Linked DNA regions of Homo sapiens: region 2 is linked to region 1. The links are chromatin loops, found by intact Hi-C in ENCODE. Cell type or tissue: heart right ventricle. All regions are shown on one strand. Each heading gives the region's core, and the rest is flanking DNA. Links, peaks and the distances in the headings are about the cores only. Region 1 overlaps ANO2 (anoctamin 2). Region 2 overlaps ANO2 (anoctamin 2).

What was found. A loop is a pair of places that touch in the nucleus more often than their neighbours do. Peaks named below come from ENCODE experiments on the same cell type or tissue, not always from the same donor. Only the 100,000 strongest peaks of a DNase experiment are listed, where the experiment ranks them.
Region 2: it touches region 1 in a loop (4-fold over the local background); 11 of 110 quality-filtered maps call a loop at or near these places.

What each region holds. Positions count from the first base shown.
Region 1 is chr12:5,741,294-5,749,627 of GRCh38, reverse strand. It overlaps ANO2 (anoctamin 2), which reads left to right. Exons shown (of 25, transcript NM_001364791.2): 12 at 5,311-5,471. Among named protein-coding and RNA genes, the nearest start is that of ANO2, 200 kb to the left of the region's middle. In heart right ventricle, for the core only: CTCF peaks have their summits at 3,959 and 4,160 (motif pointing left); a DNase peak (open chromatin) is centred at 4,167; H3K27ac peaks cover 2,644 bases.
Region 2 is chr12:5,869,073-5,877,406 of GRCh38, reverse strand. The region is part of intron 3 of ANO2 (anoctamin 2); the gene reads left to right. Among named protein-coding and RNA genes, the nearest start is that of ANO2, 72 kb to the left of the region's middle. In heart right ventricle, for the core only: a CTCF peak has its summit at 4,462 (motif pointing right); no DNase peak of the experiment used is centred there; H3K27me3 peaks cover 221 bases.

The DNA.
Region 1 (8,334 bases), core at 107-8,106:
GTTTTAATATTCTTTTGGATGCAAGTGATAGAAATGCAGCTTGAACTAGATTAAGTGAAAAAGAAAATTTATTATAAGCATTCAAGGAGCACTGGAATAGGGACTCCATTTATCTCCTGCCTCTGACTCTTTCTAGCATTTGTTGGTTACACTACATATTTTCTCCATTTGGATTAAACATTGCTGCTAGTAGCTCATGGGTGTTACACCTTAGAGCTTTATACTCGATTGGTCTCAAGTGAAAAAGTACTATGACTCTGTTTGACTTAGGTGGAGGCCCCGGGCCAATTCATTGTGGCTAGGGGGCAGGATAGCTTTGTACCAACTTGATGTTCCCTCCATAGGCAGGTGGATGAGGACACTGGGCGGATCATTAGAGTTGGGGGTGGTAATGGGGAAAGTAGTGGCCATTCTGAAGAAAAAACCAGAAACTGTGCATTTTAGGAAGGGTATGCGTGCATCAGTGGGCAGAAACCTGCTTCCTGGCTCACCTGCTTCCTGCCTACTGGTGCATACTCTATAGAAATGGTCTCACAAATCAGATCACCTGGAGATGATGTTGTCAATATCTAGAATAAAACTAAATCAATGTCAATCTATGCAAATGGTTTGCAAATCAAATCAACTGAAGATTATATTGTCAATATCTAGAATAAAGCTAAATCACTTGATGTAAGAGACAAGAGTTTGGATTTTTTGGTATAAAACTCTAGTATCAATTGTCAAGTGTTTTGTTTTGTTTTTTTTTTTTTTTTTTGGAGGGTGAAGGGAAAAAGGAAGGGGGAGAGGGGAGGGAGGGAGGCCGAGGGCAAGTGCTCTTGATTGGGAGTTCTGGGTCCTTTATCACAGGAGATGGGTTATTAGGGCTGTGTTTTCCCCAGTGCATCTAGCATGAGGCATGAGGGAAGAGCTAATACTTATGAACTATCTACCTTGTGGGGGGCATAATGCTAGGTGATTGTTATAAACTAGTTTCTTTGATCCTGTAAGAGATCAATGTTATACACGCCGTAAACAGGCATTATTATTTCCACTGAACAGAGATTGAGAAACTTATGCTACATGAGGTCACATAAATTGTCCAATATCAACAACTAATAGTTGTCAGTGCTGGGAGTTGAACTCTGTTGCCTCCTGTTCCAAAGTCTTTGCTTTTTCTAATAAGCAGAGAAGTTTTCCGGAGGGCTCATATCCTCCTTCACAACTCAGTAGCTTCACGTGGGCTTGCCTGGGTGTGTTCTAAGAAAACATGGCTTTTGGGTTTCCCTTGCCAGTTGTGATCCCTAGACATCTGGCCTCAGGTTGACCAAGGGTGGAAAACCCCATACCGTGCCAGTGCAGTGGGTGGGGCACCAGTGGGCTGGTTTATATCAGGATTTAGAACTTGTGCCCCGGGTCCCCACATGGTAATACACGTGGCAGCAACCACTACAGCTGGAAAGGACGTGGTCTGCACATGCTGCAACGATAGACGTCTATGCACAGATGCACACAGCCCACGTTCACACACACTCATGCACGCGCACACAGATGTCTACACACAGACGCACACACCCACATTCACACACACTCATGCACGTGCAGATAGATGTCTGCACACAGATGCACGCAGCCACATTCACACACACTCATGCACGTGCACATAGATGTCTGCACACAGATGCACACAGCCACATTCACACACATTCTTGCATGTGCAGGGATATTCAAGTGTAAAATGCAGTCGTTACTGCGGATGTGTCACATTGCCTGTCAGAGTGGATGGTGTTCTACAACTGTGGATATGACAACAACCACTGGTGGGTTGTGGAATCAATTTAATGGGCTTTCAAGTGGACTAAAACAAGATGGGGTAAGATAAGCTAGAATGCAATAAATATTAGTATTCATTATAAGAAGGATGGGTAAGTGTTGCTTCATTAGATTTTGTTTCATTTTTATAAGTGTGTTTGTGAGAGTGAGGGTATGTATTTGCATACTGAAATCTGATGTAACAGATTGTTTTAACTGTAGGTCACAGTCAAAAACGTTTAAAATTACTACAAAATTGAGGTTTTGGATGTTGTTTTTTCAGACTCAGGATGGGGCCTGGCAAGTCAGGAAGGTGTAAATACTAGAAAAAAGTAAACATTTTAATAGATTTCTTTAAAAACAGAGGAACTGTTTTTTAAACATAATTGTAAATTCATCAGAAGTCCAACTTCTGTGGGTCTGATGGAAACTCAGAAAATGCCACTCCTTATAAACAAAGGGATATTCTCTAAAAACCAATATTGAATCTAAAGAAATGCATACTCTAAGGGTTTGTGTCTTTCAGCCACTCATAACTGTGATTAAAAACTTACAGTATTCCTGGGATTATTTTAGAGGTTGCTAATTTTGTCATCAAGCCTGAAATTCACTCTGTCTCACTTTTTAAAACCTTTTTATTTTGAAAAATTTTAGATTCACAGCGCAGGAACTTGCAAAGATAGTACAGAGGGGCCCAGCGTGCACTTCTTCTAGCTTCCTCCCGTGGTTTCGTCTTATGTAACTACGGCACAACATCAAAACCAGAAAACTGACATTGATGAGGTGGAGCTTTAAATGATACCTTTTATTCCCAGTAATTTAACTTTGATATGTGAGATATAAGCATAAGCCTGTAAGTAATACTTCCATGCGTGCATGATACCTCTATAGAACTTCCCTGTCTCTACTCACCAAGGGATTGATTTCATTTGTTAAGCACTTACATGAACAGAGAACACTAGGACATTTTTTAAAAAGCTGATTAATCTAAACCATATTGAAAAAAGATTGGTTACTTTAGGTCTGAGACCTTAATAGCAGCTGTTTAGTCTGAATTTCCTGAATGATTGCCTCTTTGTACCTTCTCCCGTTGTGCTAACAGGGCTCTGAATCACCTAATCCATGAGCAATGATTTACCCTGAAGAACATTGCTCACTTTAGGGTCTTGGTTCAATGGACTGTCAAGCCGTTTATCAAGCTTCTTAGGCTTTCTGGAGAAAATAATAAATCAAAGGAATACAGCATTGGATTTATAGCCACAGTTACTTCTCACTAGAAACCTGTGTATTGTACAGCTTAGTGAATACCCTAGACCTGATTTCCATTCTGGGCAGGCTTCCCTCATCTTTCAGCTTGTCTAGAGGCAGCCTCTCTCACAAAATACAAAGTCATTTCGATGTCATTCTTAGCCAGAATTCCTCTAGAATTCTGTTAAAATTGATTACATCAAAAACCCCCCAATACATATATAAAGCATTCTGACTTCACATTTAAATGATTTGAGGAGAATCCATACCATGGTGGCTGCCATCTTGTACAAATGATGGATAGTTGCCTGCACTCTAATTTAAAGACCAGCAATTTACACAGCACTTAGGTTTCAAAGTGCTTTGCACCCGCTTGGCTGCTAATACGTTTTTCATTCCTGACCTTTTAGCATTGACTAGTTCCAACTAGGATTCAGTTGACTAGGTTTCTGTCTCTCCTCAGTCCATGCTTAAAAGAAAAAACCGCTAAGTTAAATGAAGTCCCTAACACATATACTTGAAGAGCAGCATTGAGGAACTCATATGTTCTTGGACGTGACTTAAAAGCGAACGTCTTTTACTAGAATTTATACAGACAAGTGATTTTCTGTGTAAATCTGTTTTTTAAGGGGGTACTTTCCTCTCTGAAAATAGCAATTCCTTCTCAACTACATAGCAAACACAGGTCTGACCCAGAAGACATAAACTGGGCTCTCTAGTCACCCAGCAGAACATGCCCAGGTGAAACTAGCACAGCTGAATGTATTATTAAGATATGACTATTTAATATTTTCGACGTGGATGAGTCATTTTTATTGACCTTTGCCAGCGAGTCAGTGGAGGAACTGGGGTTTATCCTCAGGGACCGACAATTTCCATTCTCTCACACAGGAGGCCTTTCCTTCCTGTGGACTTAGTAGCTCATTAAAAACAGAAGCCTAGAAACTGGGGCTTGACAGCAAGTGGCAGCCCTCAGTAAATCTGCCACCCTTCAACTTCTTAATGAAGGGGGAAAGAGACCCAGGCATCCTTTGGCTTTGGAGGTTTCCTCTGAGCACTGGCTTTAGCACACAGGGCACCAGCTTGCTCTCCCTAGCAGTGGCTCCCACTTGTGAGCCATGCTCTCTAGCGCCCTCTGCTGCTTCTTTCTGTTGGAAACAGCTGTGGTTCTCAGTGCTGGATCCCCTGCCTCCCCATCATTGTCTCCAGCTGCCCTGTAAGAACAGCCAGTGCTTTGCTTTCGTGAAATCTTAAGTTCTCCACCCTTTCCCCCTGAACCATGAGCTTAACCATCCTCCCATCTCCCTGGGAGAATATTACACAACAGAGGGATGAGTTCATTCATTTTTCCTATCAGTGTATGGTATAGAGGGTTATTGGGAAAGTCAGTCAGGGCTGATTCTTTGGTTCTTATTTCCAAGCATTCATATGAGCCTAAATCTGTTGGATACAGCTAGTCAGCTAACGAATGAATGGAATTTCAAATATATTCCTCAGTCCATTAAATGGAAATACACTAAGAATAGGTTGGAATACAGGCCATTAGAGATTATTTGGTTCATGCTCCAAGTATCAAAGAATCTAGATCTTGGAAGAATTTGCCTTGCTCTTTCATTCTCCCTAATCTTATTTCATGGTTATAATAATTCTTATTAGGTTGAGGTTATTAATCTCCATTCTACAAGTGGCTCTCCAGCTCATGCTCTTAGAAAAGGGCTTTCCACCCAGATCTACTCCGTTCTTCCCCATGTAGAACTTCTCCTTCTGGAGGTGAGAGCATGCACAGGTCTAGCCACACACTCGTGTTTGTTTCTACTTGGGACCAGTATCACCTGTTTGTGAGACAGCCAGTAGGCTTTACAAAAACAGCCTAGACTGAAGAATGGATGATGAAATCCAGCTTCAGGCTGTGATTTATTCACAACTGTGGATGCATCCCATTCCACCAACCTCATGGACCCCAGATGTTCTGAAGGGACTTTATGAGGCATCATTTAATGCTCAATGTCTCTGACAGATCTCACTAACTTTCCAGGGCACTTGTAGTGACAGGGAGCTCCATATCCCATCTTTTCATTGTTGTTTTTGAACAAAGTATGAGTAACACTCTCCAGGTGAAGAATACAATGCTAACTTCTTTAACATTCCTTACTTATGGAGTTGAAAAACTCAACCATAGATTTGGAAATGGGAGCTATTTGGGGGATGTATTTTTCTTGGAGTGGACCATGCTTGAGCTCCACCTGACCCAACAACCTCCATCTATTGCAGCAGAGAGATGTGTGACCAGCAGAATGCCTTCACCATGTGTCCCCTGTGTGACAAGTCCTGTGATTACTGGAACCTCAGCTCAGCCTGTGGGACCGCGCAGGCCAGCCACCTGTTTGACAACCCTGCCACCGTCTTCTTCTCTATCTTCATGGCTCTGTGGGGTATGTGGCCATCACCAGGCTTGCTTATATGGGTGGTTCCTTTACATGGGCACAGTGACCAAGCTGTAAAGCTCATCCCCTTCAGGTTACTTACTTTCGCATTTTTTCTTCCCATCACAAGAAGTATTTTAAGGATGACACTTTTCTTTTCTTTACTCATATGTGTGAATAGAAACAGGAATATCCTTCATGTCTTTATCTGTTTTCTCTCAGATGTAGTCATGCTAACCATGTACTAGCCCCATGTGTGATTTATTCAGAATTTGAACCAATGCCTGTTTTGAAAACTCCTAGCACACCTGTAAGACTCCTGCAGGTGCACTGACTTAGGTAAGATTGTAGATATCGTGCAGCACAATACTTAGAATGGTGGAGTGACTGCCGTGGTCACAGAGTTAGCTCATGGGAAAGGTGGGCTGAGATTTGGTCTCCTGACTCCTGTTCAGTGCGATTGTTAGGGCATCATGAGTGTAGACTGTACTGTCCCTGCACTGTTTAATTTAATATTTAATGCCAGGGTAATGCTTTCAGTATTCCCACCAAAGGGATTAGTGGAGGAAAAAATAATTCCTTCATTTTTCTCCTCCTCCCTTCCTCCCAGAGTATGGGGTAATAAACTTGTTCTGAGCCATAGGTAGCTGACTGTAAACACACACAGATACACACACACACACACACACACACGCCTATTCTCACAAACTGGAATAACGCGGGATAACCACCCCATGGTAACTGAGCATTTCTAAGAAGACACACCCATGAGTATTAGAAAAGGGACCAAGTCAACCTGTGTCAGCCCATCTGAGTAGCCACCTGCTCCTTTACTCATCACCGAATGTGCAGGCCCTTGGTTTGCACATTGGATCACAGACCAGCAGGACCACAGTCCTGCTGCAGAGGCTGTTTGATTTATCACTGACTCCATGGCGCCCAGAGGATATGCCAGGATGGGCCCTGAGTCACACGTCCCTGAGCGTATGAGGAGAAGGAGGAGAGGGAGAGGCCTGTTCTCGGTGGTTCTTAGGAGAACTAGAACACAACCTTCCTCCATTCCCTGTGGGGACCTTCACTTGGGTGGAGACAGAACTTGATTGGAAAGATTCCCATATTGCTAGGCCACCAATAAAAATTTCCAGGGCACACTCTATTCTCTATTATCAGGGAGAGCAGCTGCGTCCCGGGAGCACACGGGCAGTGTTCAGCCCATCGAGAGCTGGAGCAGGGAGCAGGAGGAAATGGAATTGTGACCATAGACTCCTGGGACTGTTCACAGGCAGGGTTGGTAGAACACACTGAAGTTGGGGCTTGTTGCCTGGGAAGTCACTGGCAGCTCTGTGTCTCCTTATCAAACAGGAGCATTGTGGAATTACCCCAAGATCCACCTGAACTGATTTGGAACCCAGAATACGTATTCATTTTTTGCTATATTACAACTCTAATGCCCATAATTTGTCTTGCAGATATTACCACCATTGAGTTGCTGAAGCCTAATAACTCCAGGTCTATAATCCTTCAAGAACTTTCTTGGGACACATAATCCCCTGTTGTAGAGAAACTTGGTTTTCAATTGTACTTCCTAGTTTCAAGTTTCAACAACTGCCTCTTCTCTTCCTTTGATAGCTGTAATGAACAGCTACCTCCCACCCCTTCCGAGATCCTCAGTCATTTCCTACCCTACCCCTGGACCCACTGTCTTCCTTTCACATCACAGTGCAGGGAAAGTACTCAGGGGTGAGATTGCGCCAGAGCTTCCTGGCATAGGGTAGGATTTGGTTTTGTTTTTTGACAGTCTTGCTGTGCTTTATGTGATTGTGTATTCAGTTACAGCAGCCAAGAGCCTTTAGGCCAGATTGTCTACAAATTACAATTAAAAATAATAGTAATGCCTCTCATTACCATGATTATTATGATTAGTGGTGCTGTGCTGGGTGGGCCTGGTTCAGGGCCCAGGTCTGCTGGGAATAAGGCTGGGAAGAAATGGCTGTACATAGAGAGAGACTTGGGCTGCTGGTGGCAGCGGAAGGGGCGGTGTGGAGTCAGGAGGTCTTGGGGGATACTAGTCAGCAGGACCCAAGTCTGTTGGCTCACCTGTAGGTCGGACTTCAAACTCCAGGGTATGTTGGGAAAGAGAGTGAAGTCCTACTGAAAAGGGAAGGAAAGAGACAGGGTTTCAGAACTCTTTTCCGAATAGAGGTTAAGGACACTGACCTAGGCAGACCTAATGTGTGTCTCAGTTCTGCTCCTTACCAGCTAGGGATCCCATGGCAGGTAAATGTGAACCTAACTCTGTGTCACTAAAGTCAATACTCTTGACCAAGGTGCCCTGTTACCTTGGGCAGATTACTTAATCTTTGAGCATCGTTGTCCTCATCTGTAAATTGAGCGAAATAATACCTACCCCACAGTGCTCTTGTGACATGTGATTGAGTGTGCATGCAGAGCATGTAGCATAGTGCCTGGCACAGATGAGCACCCAGAACTGGGAGCTGCTCTCCATCAGTATGGTGGTCCTCCCTTGCCCTCACGACTCATCTATCCATGACTCTTTTGCCCCTCTCATCATTCCTTCAGTCTGACTTCCTCCCTTCATGGAGACACCAGTCGGTCAGCACTCTGGGCACTGTTGTGTGCACAGCCCTCCTCGGGAACCAAGGAAGGAGCGGTAGGAAGAGGAGGGACTTACTACCATTCTTAGTATCCCCAGACCAAAGCCAGTGTTAGGAGGGAATACACCCACTCGAGAAAGGCCTCAAATCCAAGGGAGAAAAACATGCAAATCAGTGTATGCAAAATGTCATGTCAGATGAAAACATGCACATCAGTGCACCATAATGTAGCTGCAAGTAAAACAAATGCAGCTTTA
Region 2 (8,334 bases), core at 57-8,056, 130 kb before region 1:
TGGCTTAAAACAATCAAAATCCAGAAGTCCAAAATGAAAGTGCCAGCAGGGTGGGTTCCTCCTGGAGGCTCTGAGGGAGAATCGTCACATGGCCGTCTCCTCGCTTCCTATGGCTACTGGCAGTCCTTCACTCCAATCTCTGCCTCCATCTTTACATTGCCTTCTTCTCTCTGTGTGTCTCTGTGTATCCTTTCCTCTACTTATAAGGACCTCAGTCATTAGGTTTAGGGCCACCTTAATCCACTATGACCTCATCTAAACAAATTCTATCTGCAAAACCTCTTCCATAAATAAGGTCACATTATGAGGTTCTGCATGGACATGAATTTTTCAGGGTAAGGGCGCTACTCAACCCACTTCAATAACCATTTGCTCTTTACTTTAAAGTGGGAATTGATGAAAGAATGTTTATTTACTGTCTTTTTTAAAAATTATACTTTAAGTTCTGGGATACATGTGCAGAATCTGCAGATTCGTTACATAGGTATACATGTGCCATGGTGGTTTGCTGCACCTATCAACCCGTCATCTACATTAGGTATTTCTCCTAATGCTATCCCTCCCCTAACCCCCTACCCCTGACAGGTCCCAGAGTGTGATGTTCCCCTCCCTGTGTCTATGTGTTCTCGTTGTTCAGCTCCCACTTATGAGTGAGAACATGCAGTGTTTAGTTTTCTGTTCCTGTGTTAGTTGGCTAAGAATGATGTTTCCAGCTTCATCCATGTCTCTGCAAACGATATTAACTCATCTTTTTTATGGCTGCATAGTGTTCCATGGTGTATATGTGCCACAATTTCTTTATCCAGTCTATCATTGATGGGCATTTGGGTTGGATCCAAATCTTTGCTATTGTGAATAGTGCTGCAATAAACATAAAAGTACATGTGTCTTTATAGTAGAATGGTTTGTAATCCTTTGCGTTTATACCCAGTAATAGGATTGCTGCGTCAAATGATGTTTCTGGTTCTAGATCCTTGAGGAATTGCCACACTGTCTTCCACAATGGTTGAACTAATTTACACTCCCACCAACAGTGTAAAAGCATTCATATTTCTCCACATCTGTTGGAATTATGTCCTAGAATATGATGCGGTTCTAAGAGCACTATTTTAATTACTTCATCTGCCTTTTTGGAATAAGACAGATGTGGAGAAATACGGTCTTATAAGAAGATGTGGAGAAATACTGTCTTATTCCAAAAAGGCAGGTGAAGTAATTAAAATAATGCTCTAAGAACCCCATCATATTCTAGGACTTAATTTCAATGGGTATTTGGGCCATGGCCAGAATAGCAGACTGAGGGGGATGCTTCCTTCCTCCTCAGCTGGGCTGGCCCTGCCCCTTGGCACCACAGCGACTAAGTCTGCAGTGGCAGTTTGAAGCCAGATACCATCCTTCTTCTCTCACATCTTTGCCCTGGCCTTCTCTCTACCCGGTAAAATACCTCAAGTTCCTTCATTCGTTTTTCATTGGCTATGGGCTTGAGTTCTTTAGCTTTCTCATCTCTCTTCTCTGAATGAGCTCTGATTTTCCTGACCTCTTGAAATGAACCAGTCATAGAGGGGCTGTTCCTCTCCGTCATTCTAGATGTAGCCTAGGACTTATCATCTTTTTCTAGTGGCCACGTTGTGCTGCTCACTGCAGTGATTTTGAACAATTCATAGCCTCTCTGAGCTCAGTCTGCTCTTGTGTATACTGGAGATCATTGCACTTAATCACAAGAATACTGAGAGAGCCAAGCGGCCTGATGTGTTTGATGGTGACCGTCACCGGTGCAGCATGATGAATGCGTTAGTGGTAGTTATTAGGCATCTGCTACAGGTTCAAGGTTAAAGAGCCTGGAAGCTCCCACAGATGGCTGCCTTCTTTGGTTGATCCCAGTCCTTGGAGGGCCATCAGTCGGGGATGGTTAGTGTGGGAGGAGATGGAGGAATGGATCCAGGAGCTGGAGTGTCTGGTCCAAACTTTTGATCAGTTCATGTGCCTTTTGATGTAGCAGGAAGGAGTACCCTTTAAGAGCAGTGCTGAGGCCAGCAGGCCAGCTTGCGTTCCCCTGCAATCTCTGGCAGGTATCATCCAAACTTGTGTGGGTGGATCTTCTTGCTGTGCTTCTTAGTATCTCATGGTCTGTCCTAGTGATGATCTCCTTAGGTTGTGAGACGTGAAACAGGTACTATCAGATCAGGGCATTAAGAGGACAAGCATTTATTGGACACCTATTATATATAAGGCACAGTATCAGACACTGGGGTTCAACAGGTAAAAGACACAGAGCTGGCCTTCAGGAAGTCCAGTATAGCAGACAGACATGTAAACAATTTCAGTGATGAGAGAGGGGCCAGGTGCAGATATGTCTATCAGTAAAGCCTGTCCTAGAGCAGGAGTTAGCAAACTGTGGCCTGCAAGCCAAATCCAGCTTCCCACCTACTTTTGTAAATAAAATTTTACCAGAATTCACCTACACTTATTCACTTATATATTGTTTATGACTTCTTTTGTGACTCAACATCAGAGTTGAGTAGCTGTGACAGAAACCACGTGGCCTGCACTTTACAGAAAAAGTGTGCTGAGTCCTGTCCTTGATGATGGGTCGGCAGGTAAGAGTTCCAAATAAAAAAAGACGTGGACTCTAATCCTTGGAGGCTCTCTGGATTTCCATATGTACAACTAACACAGTTCAGAGGAAGATGAGCTGGAGGATCTGGCTGGGGGGAGCTTTGCAGACATGTGTGAGGTTTCTGATTGGGAAGCGGATGCCAGAAGGCACAGCAAGTCGCATGAGGCACGGGGTGCTTGGAGAGAGCTGAGAGCCCAGAGGTGCACGCTCGCAGCTGCACAGAAAGGCAGAGTGGGGACAGAGTCAAGCAAGGAGCAAGAGGCTGTGACAACAGAGAGGCTTGTATGGATTTGAGGCCCTGTTGAGGTGATAAAAGTGATTGAATATGAAGCACCAAAGAAGCCTGCAGCTCTGGAGTTGGGAAGGCCCTCAGGGTTCCTCTAATCCAAGCTCTTGCCTGCATAGGGCAAGAGAAGGGAGAGGAAGGGACGTGACTTCCCCAAGCTCACTCAGCTAGTGAATTGGGCAGATTAGGTCTCAGTCCTGTCCTGACCTAAGCCAGGGTGCTCTTCCCTGGTTGTGAACTGAGCCCTGGGACTCTTACCTTGTGGCCTAGCTCTTTAGGAGAAAGAGCTGGGAAGCTCAAGCTCCATCCCTCACAGCCTCTCTTTTGTAAATTTTCTGTAGCTGTCAGCCTCCTGGTCTTTTTTCCTAGCCTCTTTTATGATTCCCCAGTCTAAAAGCTGTTTGAGGGCAAAGTCTGTGTCTGGTCCAGCTCTTTGAGTTCCTCCTTGTTCATACTGAGGACTCCACAGATGTGTGTAAAAGCACTGAGCATTGAGGCCTCTATCCTGGTCTGCCCAAGTATGCAGATGGGAGGTCTGGGCTTCTCTGCGCGTCTCTTGGTTGGGTTGGGGTACATCAGCTCTGGCTGGTGTCCCTAGAGCTGAGAGGCTCCTCTAAAGGACTGCGAGGCTGCCACTAGCCCTGGAGGGGCTTTGCAGCTCCCAGGTGCAGTTGTCACATTCTTTGTGGCCACCTGCTGAGGCTTTCCTGCAAAACACTTCACCACCCCTGCACAAAGAGCTTCTTTCAATGCTGAATGTCTCCCAAGCAGCCCCATTAGCTCAGGGAGGATTCAGTCGGGGTGCCATGCATCTTCAGTGATTGACAGAAACACCTCATTTGTCCTGACGTGTTGACGGAAAGACTGCAAGAGCAGCCAGAGAGGACTCTCCAGTTCAGCCCATCCTTAATCGCCAGGACATGCTCCTCCCAGCCTCTTTCAGGCTTTAAGCAGGCTCTCCTTGGCTTCCTCTAGCCTGCTGGATGGGCCCCAGCCCAAATTCCTCCAGCGAGGCAGGGACGGGTTGGGGATGTGGACGGGTCCTGGAGTGTAGTAGGGCATAGAGTGTGAAGTGAGTTGGATGCTATTTGCCCACAGAGTCCCAGATTCATTTGTCATCTGCACAGCAACCCATGGGTTGTCCTGAGTCAGTGGCTTCGCCGGCCTAGTGACAGTGCCAGAGAGCAACATGAGGCCAGAGTTCAAGAGCCTGGGGACACCAGGTGCAGAGAAAGAGAGAAAGGGAGAGAGACAGACAGAGAGAGAGAGAGAGAGAGAGAGAGAGAGAGAGAGAGAGAGAGAGAGAGCTGCTTTAGGCAAAAGTAACAAAGTTATAATTCTGGTAGGGCTTATAAACTGCTCAGCCCTCACTCCGTCTTTATCTGGTTTTATTTACAACAATATGGAAATTAGTGATTTACAGTAGCCTTGCAAATAAGGATGGAGTGCTATCTAGCCCAGGTTACCAAATGTTGAAACAAAGAGAGCCCCCAGTGCAAACAGTCCCCTATTGCTGAAGGAAACTAACATATATGTGCACCTGCCACATGTACACCAGGGAGCAGTGTTTCCCACATCTCTGCACGCTGGATCTTCACAATGGTCCCATGAAAGGTGTTATTTTTCCTTTCTGTGGACCAGGGCTCAGCCTGGTTAAGTAACTCTGTAGGTGACAAAGATAGGAACTTGGAGGGCTGACAGGTTCCAGAGCCCATTCCTTTGCATTACACCATGTCTCCTCCCGGAACCGTGGGCATATCTTTTTCCTAGAAAAAGGACTATTTAGAAAGATTTTCTAGACCTCTAGTAGGGCTGGCTCTCTTAGTGGGCTGAAATGGAGGTCCAGGTAGCATATTTAAAAAAAATTAAGATGTAATTTTCGATACTATTAAGTGCACTCTTCTAAAACGTAGAACTGAGTGGTTTGTGCAAACAGCATGTAGGTAGCATGATTTGAGGCTCTTCAGAAAGGCCCCTAGACCTCCTAGTGGGCCTGATATCTGCTGTTAGTCACTGATTTGAGGTGAAGCCTTCGAAGCCCCTGTCACAGTAGAGCTGGGTGGGGTCAGATATTCATCAGCCTCCAGTACCTTAAAAGGGTTGCTCATCATAGATTGAAAAACAGCCATGTGGTATTCCCTGAGTGAGGGACCCTGGGTTAGACTATGAGCTCCTTGGGGCCATCCCAAGGACTTCTTTACCTGGAAAGGATGTGGGTTGAATGACAGGTAAGCCAGGATGAAGATGAGTTTTTGGTACTTGCTCTCTGGATGCCCAGGACATAGACTGGTCAAAGTGAGACCAGAGCAGGTGCGCGATCCTATGGAGAGCTCTGGGGAAAAGCTGGGGGTCACGAGAGGGAAAAAGGACAATGGAAAATACATTTTGCTCCTGTCTTGTTTACCTGTCCCCATTAAGAGCTGGCTGACATCCTAGAGCTAGTTTCTGGACTGCTTCTCTGACTCTGTGGGTTGCAGGATGAGTAAAAAGAAGTTAGAAGATTGTACATTTCCAGTTTTCTCTGGTCTCAGAAACATTCATGCAGCTTTCCTGAGCATGTGCTGTGGGAAGGCCTGTGAAAGATTCTGAGTAGGACAAGCTGGACTTTCCAGCCCAACCACAGAGGGTCTCTTTCTGGGCTATGAGTTTAGGAGACATGGATGGTTGCACTCCCCACCAGTAGGTTTCTGACATAAGCAAAAACAGCAGAGTTTGTATCCATTGGTTTTGCTTATCCCATCAAACCGTTTAGAGTAGTGGTCCCCAACCTTTTTGGCACCAGGGACTGGTTTCATGGAAGACAATTTTTCCATGGACTGGTGGGTAGGGGGATGGTTTTGAGATGAAACTTCTACCTCAGATCATCAGGCATTAAATTCTCATAAGGAGCATGCAACCTAGATCCCTTGCGTGCACAGATCACAATAGGGTCGGTGCTCCTGTGAGTTATAATACTGCTGCTTATCTGACAGGAGGTGGCACTCACGTGGTGATGCTTGCTTCCCTGCCATTTACCTCCTGCTATGCAGCCCAGTTCCTGACAGGCCTCAGACTGGTACCAGTTTGGGAACCCCTTGTTTAGAGTGCATACTCTATTCTAGGTATAGAATGTCATGTGGACACTTGGACACTGTGTGAGGTGTCCAAGTGCTTGGGACTTAGTGATGAGCAAAATAAGGACCCAGTTTTTAAGAAATTATTCTTTTATTTGACCTTCAAAAAATATAAATATCCCCAGGAGGGATTCTGCTTGGGCCTATGTGTCCGATTTACAACCTATGTAGATGACTTTTGTAGATTCCATTTTTGACTGTAGGTTTTGCTTTGGGGCAGTAGAGAGACCATTAAGTGCTCCCATCTCTCTATGGCCGTTTTCCTGTGAGTCGGCATCCAGGCTAACGACTGGGGCCGTGGAGAGCCCATGTGGTGCCTTTATGCCAATTAGAAAAAGGCCTCCCTTCCTCAAGTTGCTTTTTTAATAAAAAAATCAGTTTTTTTGAAATTACTTAATATACTGATTCTGTTAGATCAAAACACTTTGCCATCTTCCAGAAAACGATCATAGTAAATATGCTATTGAATATAAACTATCTTCTCCATGGTAGTGCCCCCCTGAAATAGCACCTTTGTGCAGTGCATGACCTGCGCCACTGCATGTGGCCACCTTGTTTAGGATAGCAAGTACCAAACTTCAATAAATACTGGCATTCAGCAGCTGGGATGTGCTGCATTTCTCTTTCAGCAGGGAGGTACCTCATCCTGAGTAGGACCTTTGATCCCTTCAAGTTTTAGAATATGAGAAGAAGGGAGGGACCTTTAAGGAAAGAAGACAAGAAAAGATGCAGTTCTATTTAGATGGTGGAAATCTCTGTGACTCTGTGTTCTAGCTCATTTCTGGGTTCTCCCAGGAGGCTGGAGCTTTGCAGCCCATCAAAGTACATTTGCAGTAGAATGATTAAGGCTAGTTCTTCATGCTAAGGTGCTGAGAGAATTCCTGCCCTTTGTGAAGTCACAGGATCTTTCAGCGGGAGGGAACCTTCATAGTTCAATGCTGTCATTGTATAGGGAAGCAGAAGGCAGAGCCCTGGGGTGACTCAGGTGTGACGTTGCCAAGGTGCCAAAGATGAGAAGTGGCAGAGCTGGCACCAGGACCTGGTCTCCGTGTTTCCCCCACTGCCCTGGGCTGGGGGAAAGCACCTCTGGAAGGGCAGGGATCCAGATGAGCAGGAAACACTGTGGACTTCCTTTCTCTAGAGGCCTCTCAGAATGGTCAGAGTCCTGTTGGCTTGGGGTGTAATGAACCTGCCATGCACAGCAGGTACCCTAAAGACACCTTCCTCCCCAGGCTTCTCTGCAGATGGATTGCTCTGCACATTTGCCTTTTTACTTTCCCCTCTGTTGTCCCTGGTGCCATGGTGGGCTGAGTGTCAAAACAAGTCTTTGGTACTTACTCTCTTCATCTCCTGAGACACACACGTTTAGTGAGAGTGACAGTATTCTTGGGCTGATGGTGTGGGGAGGGCTCCTGCCTTTCTTCAGAGGAGCTTGATTTCACAGTGGTTCAAGGCAGTAGTTATGTTTCTTCCTAGGGCCAGGTAAGCCTTACTCAAGTTTCCTGAGAACGAGTTATACCTTATTGTCCTGATTATTTTTATCATGATTATTGGTTTTGAAGTTATCAGCTGAAAGGGGGCAGGTGTCTCAGGGAAGCCACTCTCGTCTTGCAGAAAACACTCTCAGCACCATGGCTATGTGAGGACAGTCCCCGTCACATGAGGGACACATCCGCCTCATCATTTCCCCTCTACTTGTGATTTGTCTTCTTTCCCCCGGCCCCTCAGTGATCTCTGGTTTGTGTCCTGGCCTGAGTAACGGTTAAACAAGCAGTTGACTGAGGGGTGCCATGCATGAGGCATCGGGATAGGGCCGAGGCCTAGAGATAAGGACAGAGAGATCTCAGACAGAATTTTGACCCAGCAGGGGTTGGAGAGGGAAATTCTTCTCTTTGTCATGTTATTGGAGATGATGCCCACCCTCATTTTTATTGAAGATTTACCCTGGGCTTTGCTTTGAGTTGGATGCAGGAAGGAGCACAGTGAGTCACAGGGCCTGGATCCTTGTCCCCATGGAGCTCAGAGTCTGGTTGAAGCTAAAAGAGTCAGATGTGGAATGATGCCCATGGTCAAACATGACCCTGCCGAGCACAGAAGAGTAATGAGCAGGGAGACTGGTAGGGCTCGCTGTGGAAGTCCAGAAAGGCTTCTTGGAGGAGGTGCTACTCGGACTGGTGCTGGAGTGGAGGATGGACTTTGGAAGCGAGCCTTGGAGAGTGCGAATGGCCCTGCTGGATGGGACCCACAGTTTCCATTTGGACTTCCTGCAGGCTTCTCGACCCCTACTTCCTGTTCACCTCCTGCGCCCATTCTCTCAT